2 separate regions of the Homo sapiens genome follow, and region 2 is linked to region 1. Evidence: chromatin loops called from intact Hi-C (ENCODE). Cell type or tissue: OCI-LY7. All regions are shown on one strand. Each heading gives the region's core, and the rest is flanking DNA. Links, peaks and the distances in the headings are about the cores only.

Region 1 (8,876 bases), core at 2,479-7,478:
CCCCTGGCTCGTGTTCTGAAACAAAAGCAAAAAATAAGCACAAATTGTGCTGAGAAAATGATTAGCTTGGGCTCCTTTGAAGCCCTAAGTCACAAGCATCAGCCCATCTGCCGCTTGCCTTCACCCCATATTTTAGCCAAATCTTCACACGGAATTCCATGGTCCCAGGCTTTGCTGACCACTCCCCTCTCAGGAAGTCTTCTGTTTCCTCTGTCCCATCATTCAGATCAAGATGGACCTCTAACTTTCTCAAGTGGCCTCCAGCAAGATTCTGCTCTCCTTACCAGACAGTCCTGACTGGGGTGCTGTATTGCTAACTGGAAATAGCTTAAAGGGTTGTCCCTCTCGGAGGCAGCATCCTTCCTCTCAAAAGCTACTCTGAGTTTAGGGAACAGCCACCTTAAGGGAGACTTAGGCCAAGCCACAGAGACAGGTAAAATGAAATGTGGATGCTTCCATAGCATCTAAGTTGGAAATGTGCCTTTAAAATGCAGATATCAGCTGGGCGTGATGCCTCACACCTGTAATCCCAGCACTTTGGGAAGCCAAGGCAGGCGGATCACCTGAGGCCAGGAGTTTGAGACCAACCTGGCCAACATGGTGAAACCCCATCTGTACTAAAAATACAAAAATTAGCTGGGCATGGTGGTGAGTGCCTGTAATCCCAGCTACTCAGGAGGCTGAGGCAGGAGAATTGCTTGAACCTGGAGGGCAGAGGTTGCAGTGAGCCAAGATCGCACCGCTGCACTCTAGCATGGGCAACAGAGTGAAACTCTGTCTCAAAAATAATAACAATAAATAAAATGCAGATATGAATGACAAGGTCCCAAATAGGGATATTATAAGGAAACACAAACCCAGGCTAAGGGCCGAGGTGCTCACCTGCTGGTCAGGTGAACAGGGACTTCCACGGAGTAGCTCCGTGGAGAGCCGAGCACTGTAAAGATATCCAGGAGGGAGAGGGTTGGAGAACAGAACTCAGTCTTTGAGATAGCATGACATGGGGGAGGCAGCAGGGTGTAAGGGTATTGGGTTTACATTCTGCAGGCAGAAAAACACGGGTTCAAATTCCGGCTTCTCCATGTATTGCTGACGACATAATTTACTTAACATCTCCTAAAGCTCAATTCCCTTTATGGAAAGAGGGGTAATTCAATCTACCTCACAGGATTCAAATGAGGTTTAAAACAAAACAATGCATTTCAGTGACAGGCATACAGTAGAGGCTAACTAGATAAATGGTTGATGAACGAAATGAATGCGAGAAATTACAATTGCGCCCCCTGGTGAGGTTTTGAAGCCTAGCACATTGGAGAATGACAAGCACATGGGAGATAGTGTCATTACAGGATGTGTCAATGTGTCATGGCCAATACTTACACACACACACACACACACACACACACACAGTCTACCTCTGCCAGATTCTCCTTGCTGCTACAGCAGCAAATAGAAATGACCATGTATTAGTCCTTTCTCCTTATTCTCACACATACACAAATGCAACCAAGAGAAAAATCTCCACATCTAAGTGTGTCCAAAAGTCATATCCAAGTTCTGTATTATCAAATATCTATTAGCAAACTCAACAAAAATAAACGATGGAGAAAAGATTCCCTATTCAATAAATGGTGCCGGGATGACTGGCTATACATAGGTAAAAGAATAAAACTGGACTCCTACCTATCACCACATACAAACAATAACTCAAGACGGATTAACGACTTAAATGTAAGACCTCAAGCTATAAGAATCCTAAAAGAAAGCTTAGGAAATACCCTTCTCAATATTGGCCTTGGCAAAGAATTTATGACTAAGTCCTCAAATGCAACTGCAACAAAAACAAAAATTGACAAGTGGGACCTAATTAAACTAAAGAGCTTCTGCACAGCAAGAGAAACCATCGAGGAAGTAAAGAGACAACCTACAGAATGGAAGAAAATATTCACAAACTATGCATCTAACAAATGTCTAAGACCCAAAATCGATATAAAAACTTAAATCAATAAGCAAAAAGCAAATAACCTCATTAAAAGTTGACAAAAGACATGGACAAACACTTCTAAAACGAAGACATACAACCAGCCAACAAACATATGACAAAATGCTCAACAACACTAATCATCAGAGAAATGCAAATCAAAACCACAATGAGATACCATCTCTCGCCTGTCAGAGTGACTTTTGTTAAAAAGTCAAAAAATAACAGGTGCTAGCAAGGCTATGGAGAAAAGGGAACACATATGCTGTTGGCAAGAATGCAAATTAGTCTAGCCACTGTAGAGAGCAGTTTGTAGATTTCTCAAAGAAGTTAGGCTGAACTACTATTTGTCCCAGCAATCCCATTACCAGATATATGCCCAAAGGAAAATAAATCATTCTACCAAAAGGATACATGCACCCATATGTTCACTGCAGCACTATTCACAATAGCAAAAACATGGAATCAACCCAGGTGCCCAACAACAGTGGACTGGATAAAGAAAATGTGGTATATATTCGCCATGGAATACTACACAGCCATAAAAAAGAACAAAATCAGCTGGGCGCGGTGGCTCCTGCCTGTAATCCCGCACTTTGGGAGGCCGAGGCAGGCGGATCACGAGGTCAGGAGATCGAGACCATCCTGGCTAACACGGTGAAACCCCATCTCTACTAAAAATACAAAAAATTAGCCAGGTGTGGTGGCGGGCGCCTGTAGTCCCAGCTACTCGGGAGGCTGAGGCAGGAGAATGGTGTGAACCTGGGAGGCGGAGCTTGCAGTGAGCCGAGATTGCACCACTGCACTCCAGCCTGGGGGACAGAGCGACACTCCGTCTCAAAAAAAAAAAAAAAAAAATCATGTCCTTTGCATCAACATAGATGCAGCTAGAGGCCATTATCCTAAGTGAAGTAACACAGAAACAGAAAACCAAATACCACATGTTCTCACTTATAAGTGGGAGCTAAACATTGCATATACATGGACATAAAAATGCCAACAACAGACACTGGGGAATATTAGAGGAGGGACTGAGGGAGGGGCGCAGGGGCTGAAAAACTACACATTGGGTACTATGGTCTCTACCTGGGTGATGGATTCAGTCATACCCCAAACCTCAGCATCACACAATATACCTTTGTAACAAACCTGCACAGGTACCCCCAATTCTAAAATAAAGGCTGAAACAGAAAAAAAAAAATATCTATTAGCAAACCAGATGGTGCTGTTGGTGCTGTTGTTGACTGCATGATCAAATAAATCTCTAACATAAAACAGCAGAGAACAGGTTAAAACCCCCTCAGAGGAAATGCTATTCTAAAAATAGTCTCTCTTTGGTCCCCATTCCCACCCCAGCAGCCCCCTGACACATGCACATACACACACACACCAATGTGTGTGCATGGAAAGCTCACCTTAACTGAAGTTTTAAAAACACCAGTTTGATCAAATCAATAAAGACATTTTTAAAATAGACTCTGAAAGAAAATGGCCCTAAGGATCTCGCTGGGGTGTTCTTTGGCGCAGCAGGCGATAAGCATGGTGACTGACATTTCCAGTCTTTCCTCCTCCCCTCTCATGCCACCAATCATGAACAGGCACTTTAAGTCTCCCATCACCTTGAGAAGGGGTCAGTCTCCTTTCCTCAAGCATGAGAGAAGATGGCAAAGCTCTCTCTACCATTCAGTTCCTTTATTGGTCCTGAAAAGTGAGTGACAGTGGCTTTTCTTCTCGGAAGCTTATCTCAGGGGTTAGAGCAGCATCATACCACACCCATTCTTAATCTCCTCTTCCTCAGGGTCCCTGCCCGGAAAAGGAAAGTGCCCCTCTCCACAGTCTGGAGCATAACCCTCCCACAGGGCCACCCTTCTTGGATGCCAGGCTGACACCTCCCCAGAGAGTGTCAGAGCACAATGTTCAGCCCAACACTTTAATGACACTGCTGTTTCCTGGCTCTCAGATTTGTCCGAAACTGCCTGGTATACCTCGGCTTACTGTGGGTCTCCTCTTCTGGAAGAGTGTACATTCTAGTTAATTCAGTAAATGCCCATGGTGCACCCAAACTTCCTAGACTCTGAGGGCATTTTAGGGAAATTTATATTAACAATTATTTTAAAGCTTCATAAATATATGGCACTTATGAATTTTCAAAAGTACTTTGATCTTCATTACTTTGCTTAAATCTGACACAATCCTATGAGGTAGAAAGGACTTGATATTATCATCCCTAAATAAAGAGATTAAAGATTAGAGAGTGGTTAGTCCAGGGTTATGCAAATAGTCTACTGCAAAGCCTGGGTGGTCTCTGGCAGGCAACAGTAAAGCCATATGCACATGAAACAGGTGTATGAAGAGGTGGGTGAGACTGAGACTGAGAGGGTGGATGGTGCAGGTCCTGTAAGTTTCCTTCTCACAGACTGACCAATCTGAGTTCTACAGGAAAGCCACCCACAGTTCCTCCTTGTTGAGACCCCCTAGATCTAGGAGTTGGGATTGTACCTCTTTGTGCACATTCCATTCTGCCTTGTACAAGAGTTGTGTCTATATGTGAGGGGCCACTGGCCATTTATGAGGTCCTGGAAGGCAGGGAGGGCTTGGCACAGTACCTGGCACATGATAGGTGCTCTCTAGTGTGTTTGAATTGACCGTCCTCCAGCTGTTCTGAAGGTTAAAACAGGACTTTGCTGTGCTGTGGCTCATTCTCACCCTCTAGTGGCCACTTTTAAGAATAACGGACCACAGATGGAGCTGAGCTTCCAAAGCCAATCAGGAGGCACTGCCATGCCTAGGCCACAGTCCACCTTCTGGTCAGGAGAAACTCAGTTATCAATGGAACTCTTTAAAAATACATGTGCATCTCGGGCCGGGCGCGGCGGCTCACGCCTGTAATCCCAGCACTTTGGGAGGCCGAGGCGAGTGGATCACGAGGTCAAGAGATCGAGACCATCCTGGCGAACATGGTGAAACCCCGTCTCAACTAAAAATACAAAAATTAGCTGGGCGTGGTGGTGCGCGCCTGTAATCCCAGCTACTCGGGAGGCTGAGGCACGAGAATCGCTTGAACCCGGGAGGCGGAGCTTGCAGCGAGCCGAGATTGCACCACTGCACTCCAGCCTGGCGGCAGAGCGAGACTGCATCTCAAAAAAAAAAAAAAACAAAACAAAAAAACGTGTGCATCTCTGCTAGCGAGGCGTCTGGCTCTAAAGCAAAAGTCAAATAAGGAAATCAGCCAACTGTTTATCAGGCACTGACTACGTGGCAAGTACCCTGCCAGGACACATGAGATACAGGAAACACAGTTGCTGACCGTAAAGGAGCCCACAATTTAATGTGAAGTAACACTCCACCGCCCAGGCATCCCAGCATGCTTCACATACAAAGAACAATGGAAGTTTTAGAACTCCAAGCAACATTTGATGCTGTGAACAAAGCAGAATTTCTCTGGAGGAGAAAGTTTGAAAAAACCAATGAGACACTTTTTTTTTTTTCATTATCATGGTTCAGATAACCAGAAAACCTTCCTGCTACAAAATACCTACAAGTTCCACATAAAATACAAAAAAGATAATAATAATGAAGTCCTGCTTAATGCATAGCTGAGCATATAAGAAAATGACATTAGACAAGGGCCAAGAATAGCAATTTAAAACATTAGTATAAAACACAATCAAAAATCAACAAGCAGATTTGGACTATAATGAAATGGTTTTTCTAAAAGCCAAAAATATGGTCACTGAAATTAAAAACTTGGTAAGTTTTAAACAGCAAACTAAACATGGGTGAAGAGCGAGTAACTAAATTGGAAATGATCTAAGGAGCTTAGCTACAATGTAGCTTGAGAGATAAAAAGATTAAAAATAAGGCAGGGCACAGTGGTACATATCAATAATCCCATCACTTTGGGAGGACAAGATGGGTAAATCGCTTGAGTCCAGGAGTTCGAGACCAGCCTGGGCAACATAGTGAAACCCCATCTCTACAAAAAATACAAAAATTAACCGGTCATGGCGGCTCACGCCTGTGGTCCCAGCTACTTAGGAGGCTGAGGTGGGAGGATCACTTGAGCCCAGGAGGTTGAGGCTGCAGCAAGCCATGATCACTCTACTGCATTTCAGCCTGGGCTATAGAGTGAGACCCTGTCTCAAACAAACAAACAAACAAAAAACAGATTAAAAATAAAATAAGAGAGTAAGAGACTTAGAAGAAAGAGCAAAAGGTCCTATGTACATGGAACCACAGATCAAAAGATAGAAAACAGAGAGAAAAGTGAGAAGGCAACATTAGAAAAGATAATAGCTATAAATTTTCTAGAATAGATGAAACACATAGAACTCGCCTTCAGGAAGCACATGCCCTAAGTAGGGTAAATAAAAATAAATCCACATTTCAACACATCATAAGAAATTGCAAAACATCAAAGAGAAATCTTTTTAAAAGACAGAAAACAGAAGACCAATCTATCCAAAATGTTGAGAGAAACAGCTAAATTATAACTCAAGAATGAGGGTAAAAAAAGGCATTTTCCAACAAAGAGTGTCCCACTAATAATTCTGACAAATAATTATGAAAAAAATGTGTGTTATGAAGAAAACTGAATCCATAACCAAGATTGACAATGCAAAATAAAATAGTGAACAAAGTCATTAGTAATAATCTGGGAAAATCTAAATGAGCACTGACAGGATAAAACAGTAATCGTAACTAATGTCAAGAATATAAAAGCAAGGTGGAACTATAATACTTAACATCAATAACATGTAAGATAGACAGAGTGGTCAGAGTTTAAGCTTTCAAAGCTTTCATATTGTTTAGGAAGAGGAGAGAAATACTGATTAAATTCAGATTTTGTCAACTATCCATGTCAATTTTAAAAGATGGCCACTAAAGTAAGAAAAATATAATGTGTGTAATTTTCAACCCTAAAAAGAGGATAAAAGTGAACATAAAAAATCTCAACTTTTGGTTAAACAGGATAGGTTGAACCACTGTTTTCTCTCTGCTGTCTTCTAACACCACTCTAAAAATAGTGAATTTAGCAAGATTGCAGAATAAAAGACCAATATATAAAAATCAATTGTATTCTTATATGCTTGCAATAAACAATCGTTAAGTTGGACTTCTAAAAAAATACTATTCACAATAGCATCATAAAATATAAAATATGTAGGGATACATCTGATAAAAGATATTTAAGACTTATACATTTAAAACAATAAAACATTGCTGAGACACTTTTAAAGACCAAAATAAATGGATAGATATATCTTGTTCATAAATCAAAAGACATAACACTGTTAAAATGTCAGCTGTCCCCAAATTGATCTATGGATTCAACACCATCCCAATTAAAGTCCCAGCATTTTTTGTAGAAATTGACAAGCTGATTCTTTAAAATTTATATAGAAATGCAAAGAACTCAGAACTGCCAAAACGATTTTGACAAAAAATAAAGTTGGAGAGCTGACACTACTAGATTTCAAGATTTATTATAAAGCTACAGTAATTAAGACAGTGTGGTATAGATGTCAAGATAGACAAATCAATGGAACAGAGTCTAGAAACAGACCCACATATATGGACAAATGACTTTTTCACAAAGGAGCAAAGGCAATTCAAAAGAGAAAGGACAGTCTTCAATTATGGTGCTAAAACACATGGATAGCACATGTAAAATAATGATATTACCTCACACCATCTTAAAAAATTAACTTACCAGGTGCAGTGTTTCAGGCCAGTAATGCCAGCGCTTTGGGAGGCTGAGGCAGAAGGATTGCTTTAGCTCAGGAGTTTGAGACCAGCCTAGACAACATAGCAAGACCTTGTCTCAAAAACTCAAAAACTTAGCCAGTCATTGTGTTGCACAGCTGCAATCCCAGGTACTCAGGAGGCTGAGGCAGGAGAATCACTTGAGCCCAGGAGGTCAAGGCTGCAGTGAGCCATAATTGCGCCACTGTACTCCAGCTTGGGTGACAGAATGAAAAAAAATAAAAAAAAAACCCACCTAAAACTATAAAACTTTTAGAAGACAACACAAGAGAAAAACTTTTGTGGCTGGGAGTGGTGGCTCACACCTGTAATCCCAGCACTTTGGGAGGCAAAGGGAAGCAGATCACTTGAGGTCAGGAGTTCAAGACCAGCCTGGCCAACATAGTGAAACCCGTTTCTACTAAACATACAAAAATTAGTAGTGGTGGTGGGTGCCTGTAATCCCAGCTACTCAGGAGGCTGAGGCAGCAGAATTGCTTGAACCTAGGAGGTGGAGGTTTCAGTGACCCGAGATCATGCCACCGCACTCTAGCTGGGGCAACAGAGCGAGATTCCGTCAAAAACACACACACATACACACACACACACACACACACACACACACACACACAAAAAAAAAAAAAAAAAAAAAAACACTGGCTGGGCATGGTGGCTCACGCCTGTAATCCCAGCACTTTGGGAGACCTAGGTGAACAGATCATGAGGTCAGGAGTTCGAGACCCGCCTAACCAACATGGTGAAACCCTGTCTCTACTAAAAATACAAAAATTAGCCGGCTGTGGTGGCATGCACCTGTAGTCCCAGCTACTCAGGAGGCTGAGGCAGCAGAATTGCTTGAACCTAGGAGGTGGAGGTTTCAGTGACCCGAGATCATGCCACCGCACTCTAGCTGGGGCAACAGAGCGAGATTCCGTCAAAAACACACACACATACACACACAAAAAAAAAACAAAAAAAATAAAAAAAATAAAACACTGGCTGGGCGTGGTGGCTCACACCTGTAATCCCAGCACTTTGGGAGACCCAGGTGAACAGATCACGAGGTCAGGAGTTCGAGACCCGCCTAACCAACATGGTGAAACCCTGTCTCTACTAAAAATACAAAAATTAGCAGGCTGTGGTGGCATGC
Region 2 (8,876 bases), core at 1,793-6,792, 560 kb before region 1:
ACAAAATAAAGAGAAAAGCATGAATATCTTTTCTTAATTTCATTAGTACTAAAATTCTTGCACCAATTTCAAGAAAAGGGTAAGTTTGACTGTAAATGCCTTACTGCAAAACTGAAAGAAAAACATTTATTTATTTTCTTTAGCCCAAGAAAGTACTTTTGAAAAAGAAAAAACGCTATATGTATAAAAAGATCAAATAATGAACAATTAATAAGTAGTTGAATGTTAATATGGTAGGCTGTTTTATAACTATTAAAATTATAAATATGCTGTCCATGAAAAAGCTGGGGAAATGTTTATAATATAATATTTTGAAAAGTGTACAACAAAGAAAAGTATATTATATACTATTATTATGTCCACGTAAAAACTCTATGTCTATATGGACAAAGTGTGGATGGGAACATGAAGAAACAGAAACCATTGGTTGTGTCGGTATATCAGTCAGGATAAGCTAGGTTATGCTATGGTAACAAACAATACCTATATATCAGTGACTCACAACAAAAGCTCATGCTACCCGATCAGACTCTGCTCATTGTAATCATTTTGGTACTCCGGCTGAAGAAGGTTCCATCTTTACACATCCTTCCTTAATTGTCTCAATGTTGGCAGAGGAAAGATATGGTTGGTACTATATCTAAAAGATTGTACATGGAAGTGAAATATGTCACTTCTACTTACATTTATTTGGCCAAAGCAAGTCACATTGGCATGTCAACTCCAAAGGGGACAGGGAAGCTAAATCCTACTAGGTGATCAGAAACAGAACCAGATATATTTGAATGACACTAACACGCTCAATAAGATTGATAAAATTACAGATGCTTTTTCAAATCTTTTATAATGTTAAAATATATTTTTATTATTATTACCTCAGATTCCACTTGTGAGCCAGAAATTGGGACTTGATGATGTATATGATACTAATCTTTCAAAGAAAGGCTTTTAACTGAAAATTCTTTAACATGCATATTCTTTTATTCAAATAGTTTAAATGGATCAAGATGATAAACATTTTCACATTAGGAAATACAGTTTGATTGAAAAATATTTCTGGCTTCACTCATTGTAATATGCAATTTGTAAATTACATTAAGGAAACAACTTGCAAGAAGGCATTCTGTTATAAATATTTATAAATGTAGTTAGAAAAATACGTCTTTTGCCTATGTACAATAGAACAATTTGCTTGCTTCAGCAAGCAATCAGCAATAAAGAAAAACATGTCACATTGGTAGGGTTTTAAATATTTCAGTTTATAAACTCCTGAAAAACATCAGTTGAGCACGAATGGAAGACAGTATGATGTACAGCAAAGGACACTGGCTTTGGCATCTGGTAGGTTCAAATGCTGAACCACATTTATTACACTACCTGGGGCAATCAGGCTAACTTCCTCCACACAGTTCCCAGCACACAGTAAGCACTCATATTTGTTTCATAAGTGAATTTCTTCTTTATTTCTATCATTTCTGCATTATGAAAAAAGTTTTCTCTTGGCTTGTAAGATAGTCAAATTATACCTGAATATAAAAACCAAGGGCAGAGTAAGTGTCTGCAATAAGGAGTTTTGTATTCTTTCTTTTTTTTTTTTTTTTTTTTTTTAGCATTCCTGAAAACTGCCTTCCTGACATTAGAAGTTCTATCTAAAATCTGACTTATGGATTTGACCACACACCCCTAAGCCCATAAATTCAGTAATTGCCTGTGGTGAAGGACCCTACTTTTCCCTGTGGCCTCTATTCTCTGGACCATGTCAGCCATCCTCTCCATGGAGGACCGGACTGTGTTCAGTCCTATGAAGGCAAACACAGGATAAGGAAAGGTTTAGGAAAGGCCAAGGAGTATAGTTCCAGGAAAGTAAAAGCGTGGGAGTGCGAGTTCTGAGCTTCTCCAAAGCTAATTGAAAGGACCTAAAAGAAGAGTTCTAGAAAGAAAATGAAGACCTGACTTTTTTCTTTCCCTGTTAGCAATATAAATGGGAGTTTTTATTCCTATATTTTTAAAGAGAATTGCTGAGAATGGCATGTTTTTCCTTCTCTGGCTCCTCAATTACTGTCTGTTCCACAAAATAGATAAAAAGAAAAAGAATGAAGGAGAAATCTCATCCCCAAAATAATTTTAGTACAAGTTCTAAATGGAACCCAGGGCCCTGGAGTGATGCTGATGCTGGCGGCTGATTCTGGACTATCCTGGTTTTGTGCTGTGGGAGAGCCCAGAAAGTGTGTACCAGGATGGGGGATTCTCTCAGTTTTGTAAAAATTGTTATGAATGAGTTTCCCACCCTTGATAACAATTTTTTAGGCTTTTCGGGCCTTTCTAAATTCTCCAAAAATAATTTTAAAAAAGGAAGATGTGTCCCTGTTATTGCCTTTAAGCTAAATAAAATTTATCTGGATAAAAAAATTATTTTAAACAAAGTTAGTGAACAGTAATTTCGGTTGTAATTGACCCATTCTTTCATTTAAACTGACTCAATTTTAATGCTCCTTTGGTTCAAGGTGGCTGGCTGTAGCAAAAAGGAAGCCACAAGAATTCATTCCTTTTAACTGTGTTACCTTTTAACACTCAGGTGGCCCAGAGAGTTTGGAATTTCCTTGTTGGCATTACAGCTCCCGATGGCTGCATTAACAACAACAACCAAAGTCACTTTTTCCACATGAAGTGGGAATACCTAATTGTATAGGAATATCTGGTTATCAGTGATATTCACAGAATCTTCAAAGAAAGGAAATGAGAAGGTGTGTTATTTGGCAAAGATGACATCAACATTCTCCACAGTGCTACGGTGTTAAAAAGTGGCAGCTATTTCCGTGAATTCTTTCACATTGGGTTTGATCATTATTCTGACAGAAATGGATGTTTTGGGAAGGTTGTCGCTAAGCTCTCACTGTCATTGAGAGTTGAGAAATCTTCAAAACTGGGGAAGATGGCTCATATTAGTATTTGTCTCACTTCATTTACTTATCCATTTATTCATTCTGGAAAATGTTATTGAATACTCTTTTTTCCCCTTCTGTTTCTACAGATGTATTAAAAAATGGTCTCTAGGAAAGATTTGGACTCCAGGGTTCTCCTTTTCCTCCTCCTTTCCTCTTCCTTCACTCTCCCTATATGAGGTTGATCTCATACTAAGAAAAGTAAAAAGCCAGGAAGGCAAAGCTCTGGTCTTCCACTGGAAACATCTTCACCTGTCTTTCCACGGTAGGGCCTTAAGCACAGCCTGTCTACACTAGCACAAGACAGAGGCACCTATAAAAGCTGGCTCTGGGGACTCATTCTCAGCTCTGATCTAGCATTTATCACAACCCCTGGTTCTCTTTGTTCTGAGATATTTAGCTGAATTTCACATAGTGGTGATGATTGGCACACAATCATATAGCATATAGCAAAGTCTCATTTGTCTGGCACTGTCATATTATCAGGATGTTGAGGAAACTTACATTTATACAGTTAAGAAAATACTTCTTTTACAATTTCTTTACTTTTTCACTTTGTTTTGATTAAAATATTTCTAAAATTGATTAAGCTCTTGTCTCATTTCTTAAACAGTGTGCAACGAACATAACTTAACCTTTTTTATTGCTTATTCTGATCATTAAGCACCTTAATTACTGCTCAAATGCTATAATGCAGTTTTAATGACTCCTCCCTGTGTTGTTCATTATTATAGCTCTTGTCACTGAATCTGCAGCCAGCAGTATTTCCCTTCTCACTTGTGGTTCTGGCCTGTCAAACCAGACAACCCATGGTTAGAATTATCTGTAAAGTAAGGGCCAATAAATACTGAGTGGTGGCGGGTGCCTGTAGTCCCAGCTACTCGGGAGGCTGAGGCAGGAGAATGGCGTGAACCCGGGAGGCGGAGCTTGCAGTGAGCGGAGCTGAGATCACGCCACTGCACTCCAGCCTGGGCAACAGAGAGACTCCGTCTCAAAAAAAAAAGACTTGGAAAACTAACACTTTACAATCTTTGGTGGTGTGACTATGTACTTTTCCTGCTAATCTATAGGCTTCACAAGATCAAGTACTTTGTCCTTTACCTATCTAAACCCCAGCAGTGCCTGGTGCTCCTGGGCTCTCTCACCTTCTTGATCTTCTAAACTCTGCCAGTCTTCAGTCCTTAATTAGCATAACCATTTCCAAGCTGGGGATCCTAAATCTTAAATTTGCAAAGGGCTGGGATCAGCTTCCCTCACTTTTACTTCTCAATTCACTCTCTAGTATCCTCATCCAATTTCATGCTTAAGCAATTTGCTTCTGTGTGAATGAACCCTAAATAAATATCTCTACACAAACCATTTAAATTAATCCCTATGCATTTCCTTTGTCAAGTCAGTGATCATTGCTTACATCTGTAAAAAGAAAAAAAAAGTTGATTATTTCTTTTATTCTTAGGTTGAAATGTAAGCAAATCTTCTAGGAAGGAGATGTCGATTTTAGTACGAGCCTTTTAAGTAATTTCCTGCCTTCCTTTACACTAACTATTAATGTCTTGGACCCTCAGTTTTCTTGGCTGTAAAATATGGGGGTTGAACTAAATAATTTCTTCAGCAATGCCAAGCTTTAAGATGCTATAATATTTTATTGATTACAGGAATTTAACCTCATTTAATTGGCTCAAAGAACTACTATCAGAATTTCTTTAAAATAATATTGTTTTATTTGTCGTATTTTTCAGACTTTTTTTGCTCTTTACATTGGATATTTTTAGTGATAAAATATTTTACACATGCAAAAAAGTAAAGAGAATCATACAACAGACACTTGTATCATGTATGATAATGTACCTGGCACACAGTAGGTGAATAATAAGTACTCTTGAAAGAATGATCTGGACCATCAGAGATAACTACAGTTGCTATAAAATAGCTGTGATTTTCCCAGAATGGCCAGCAGAGGGCGGACTTGCACATTGACAAAACTGACCCTTGGTTTAGGTAAATTACCTTGGTGTCTTAGCTCCCCTGGTACAAATTAATTATTGTGAAATTGTTTAGCACATAGCCAACAGCTGATCTATCTACCCCTTGTTAACCACATTAAATGAACACAACTACTGTTCACAGATTGTTCAGAGACTTCAAAGTCAGTGCATTGTCAAATAACAGTTTGGAAAATTTGCAGTATTTAAACCGCCTATCTAGATCACTCTAAATCTCCCCAAATCTTCTTTGCCAGTTGTAGCTATATTTCTAAACCTTGTCATTAGGAGTAGCAGAGTGATGGTCTGAATTAATTATCAAAGTTGCTGAATATTTTGTTTCACTAGTTAAGTATTGTAATCTCACTCTCGATCTGTTAACAAAATATATATAACCCCCTCACCCCCCCGCCACACACATGCATATCCATTCTTTATGCCCAGAGGAAGCCACTGTTAACGGTTACTTGAATCTTTTTTGAAATTGCATATGCACATATAACCATAGATATATAGGTTTTTTTTTTTTTAACCATAAATGGGATCACAAATGCCTGGAGTCCTATAATGTAATTTTTTTTAATAACCATGTAATCATCTACAATATATCTGTGTTAACTAGTAGAGATCTTGGCAGAGAGCAAACGACCTGAATATTTCTGATCTGATTACTGGGAATCCATTTGGCCCAGCCAACACACTTAATCCTTTGTTGTCTCTTGTGTGTAGATAAGGTGTTTTCAGTGGGAAGCCATAAAAATAACCCCTGAATCTTGGTTATCCTATACTTTGTGCCTCTCCATGCAGGTGGAGGATTACCACAACAACAAGATGCAGCTGTAAGAAAATAGGCTTGCTTTGCAGTGTGGCTGAGCACCACAGCCAGATCAGAGCCAGAATTTCCAATGCCAGTCATGAGGATTCTGTTTCCCATAAATCCCTCTAAATTTTATATTTCTCACTGTGGAAATATTTGCCTTTGAATTTCTCAATCTCTATTTAAGGAAAATAAATGGAAAATAATTGTTTAGATTCAAGAAATGCAAAGGTTACTTTAGCTTTTGCATTGCATTTGTGCAGTCTAACAGTAAACCCATTTTATAACTAGAATTTATATATAGTACCATGTTCAACTTCTTTTACTACTGGTCCTTCTGTGTCAGAGATCCATAATCCGTGGGCCATGGACTGGTACTGGTCTGTGGCCTGTTAGGAACTGGGCTGCACAGCAGGAGGTGAGCGGTGGACTAGCAAGCAAAGCTTCATCTGTATTTGCAGCCACTGCCCATTGCTTGCATTACTGCCTGAGTTTTGCCTCCTGTCAGATCAGTGGTGGCATTGGATTCTCACAGGAGTGCAAACGCTATTGTGGACTGCACATGTGAAGGATCTAGGTTGCATGCTCCTTATGAGAATCTAATATCTAATGATCTGTTACTGTCTCCTATCCCTTGAGATGGGACCATCTAGTTTCAGGAAAACAAGCTCAGGGCTCCCACTGATTCTACATGATGGTGAATTGGATAATCATTTCATTATATATTACAATGTAATAATAATAGAAATAGAGTGCACAATAAGTGTAATGCATTTGAATCTTCCCCAAATCATCCCCACCCCACCCCACTCTGTGGAAAAATTGTCTTCCACAAAACTCTTCCCTGGTGCCAAAAAGATTGGAGACCACTGCTCTATGTTACACCAACATTAACTGATACTAACAGAAATCTTATTTACCATAGTAAACACATGAAGTTATTTTATATACATTTTCACAGAGCAAGTTCATTTTGGTAATACCCAAATCCATACAGCATACTATGTTTTTTCTATCATTATCATCATGGACTCTCAAAATTGGAAAATGAGTCCATCTGGTCCAATTTTACATCATATATTAGCAGAGACTTGCTATGCAAAATTAACCCACAGACCGGCAGTAGCAGCAGCAGCAGCACCAGAGAACTTAGGCAAAGGCAAATTCAATTCAGAGGACCCACTCCACACATGTTGAATTGGAATTTTGGGGAGTTGGAACTAATAATCTGATTTAACAAGGACTTTGGGTGATTCTTGCCATACTAAAGTTTGAGAACCATTGATCTATAAACTCCTCATTAATGATCATTAGTTTCTGCTTAAATATTTCCTTAATTAGGAAATCTACTACTTCACAAGGCAGACCGTTTCATTTTAGATCATTACTTCTTGTTGGAAATCCCTTCTTATTTAGATCCAAGTCGACCTTCCTGGAGCCTCTATCCACTACTTGTTTTGCTCAACAAGAACACACATCGTGTTGACTCCATCTTTTATATGATGGTGAGTTGTGGTCAAACACAGCTATCCTGCTCCTCTTCCTCCCTCCGTGAGTGTCCTCCTCCCCCAGTGAATGTCCCTCTCAGGTTAAATAACTTTAGTGGTTTTTAAATGTTCACCAAGCTGCATTTATCTCTTTAATATTCTTATTGTTCTCCTTTAATGAAGTTCCCTTTTGTCACCATTCCTTCAAAGTGAAACACTTCAAAGAGTACAATAAAAAATAAATAAATAAATTTTTAAAAATAAATTTAAAATGAGAACAGAACATAATCCTTTAAGTGTAGTCTGACAACACTTAGAGGGGGGTAAAACAGATAGATACCTTTGTTGAAAAGTAAGTGCTATTTTTGGTTTGGGCTTGGACATTCTGATTCTAACAGGCTTTTTCCTTTATAAAACTGAAATCTCTACAGAAGTCAGGTTTTCTTCTAAAAGGGGTTATTTATTTGGGTTAGTGACTTATTGTTTGACATTGTCAAGATAATTTTAAATTTGTTTTACTTAACCACAGACTGTTATAAAGGAGAGGCATTTCCTTTGCTTTGCATAAATCATCCCTCCACCATTAGGATTCCCCAAGATAGGAAAGTTACATACCTAGGTAAATGAGGGTCAGTCTGATGACCACTGCAGCCCATAACTGTGCCAGAGACAGATGACCTTTGCTTCCCCTCAGCCTCACCACAATGTTCCATTGGCCAGTGCAAGAGAAACCAGGATGCTTCCTCATACTGCACATCTTTATCTGAGAACCAAAGGACAAATATGGGTGTCACATGCCAGCTCCTTCTACCTCCTTCTGAAACCAGAGGACTGGATTGGAACCAACAGAGATCATGCTGTTTACTTCACAGATTTCAAGAAAAGTGAATTCTGAGTAATCATTTTTTTTTAGATCTTCCTATGTGTAAAAATCTTTGGTGAGATTTACCATCTCATTTAAAGTTCTTTCACAATTTTTGTGAAAATTGAGTGATGTGTAATAAATAAGTTATTTTTTTTCTTTATAGCTGATGCTTGACCTTTTTTCCCTTGGTAATATAGCTTACGAAGCAGATATATATGCCAATACACCCTTGATTTTAAGTCTTTCAAATAGAAGAACATAGGGATAAACTGACACATGAGAGATGGATAAATGTACGGACACATACATGTTCAACAGTTGTTGTTTTGGGGATTATGCCACAGAGTCATCAAATGCTGTCTAACACTAAATTAGATTTTCCTGTGAGGTTGTAAGCAACCTGTTGTGGGAAGTAATCAAGCAGGGACTAGATATCCATCTATCAGAAAAAATGAATTTCTAGAGAGATATGGCATAGCCTTTCCAAATTTAAGGTTCCATGAGTGTAGAGAAATGAGGATAATGACTGTTAATGGTTAGTGTTTACCTTAGGAAAGCCACCAATCTAAGTATTCTATCTGCACTAACTCATTTAATCCAGAAAGAGATGGCTCCGAAAAGGGAATTTTAACAATACTCTGCCTTTCTGCAAAGAAAATGCCAAGTGAGAAAGTTGTATTGTTGATATACACACATATTCACAAAAGACCGCTATATAGGGAATAAGCTTTTGCAAATAAACACACTATTGCCTCTAAATCAGTGAGCAGTATTTCTAAACCA

Evidence for each region. A loop is a pair of places that touch in the nucleus more often than their neighbours do. Peaks named below come from ENCODE experiments on the same cell type or tissue, not always from the same donor. Only the 100,000 strongest peaks of a DNase experiment are listed, where the experiment ranks them.
Region 2: a loop joins it to region 1, with 6 times the contacts of the local background. A loop is called at or near these places in 83 of 110 quality-filtered maps.

The regions. Positions count from the first base shown.
Region 1 is chr1:165,920,689-165,929,564 of GRCh38, reverse strand. No RefSeq gene overlaps it. Among named protein-coding and RNA genes, the nearest start is that of MIR3658, 17 kb to the right of the region's middle. RefSeq lists a silencer at 1,183-1,292. In OCI-LY7, for the core only: CTCF peaks have their summits at 4,493 and 4,692 (motif pointing left); a DNase peak (open chromatin) is centred at 4,694.
Region 2 is chr1:166,475,251-166,484,126 of GRCh38, reverse strand. LINC01675 (long intergenic non-protein coding RNA 1675) reads left to right here. Exons shown (of 3, transcript NR_146890.1): 2 at 7,158-7,246; 3 at 7,923-8,355. It also overlaps the pseudogene FMO7P. Among named protein-coding and RNA genes, the nearest start is that of LINC01675, 10 kb to the left of the region's middle. In OCI-LY7, for the core only: CTCF peaks have their summits at 4,688 and 4,887 (motif pointing right); a DNase peak (open chromatin) is centred at 4,906.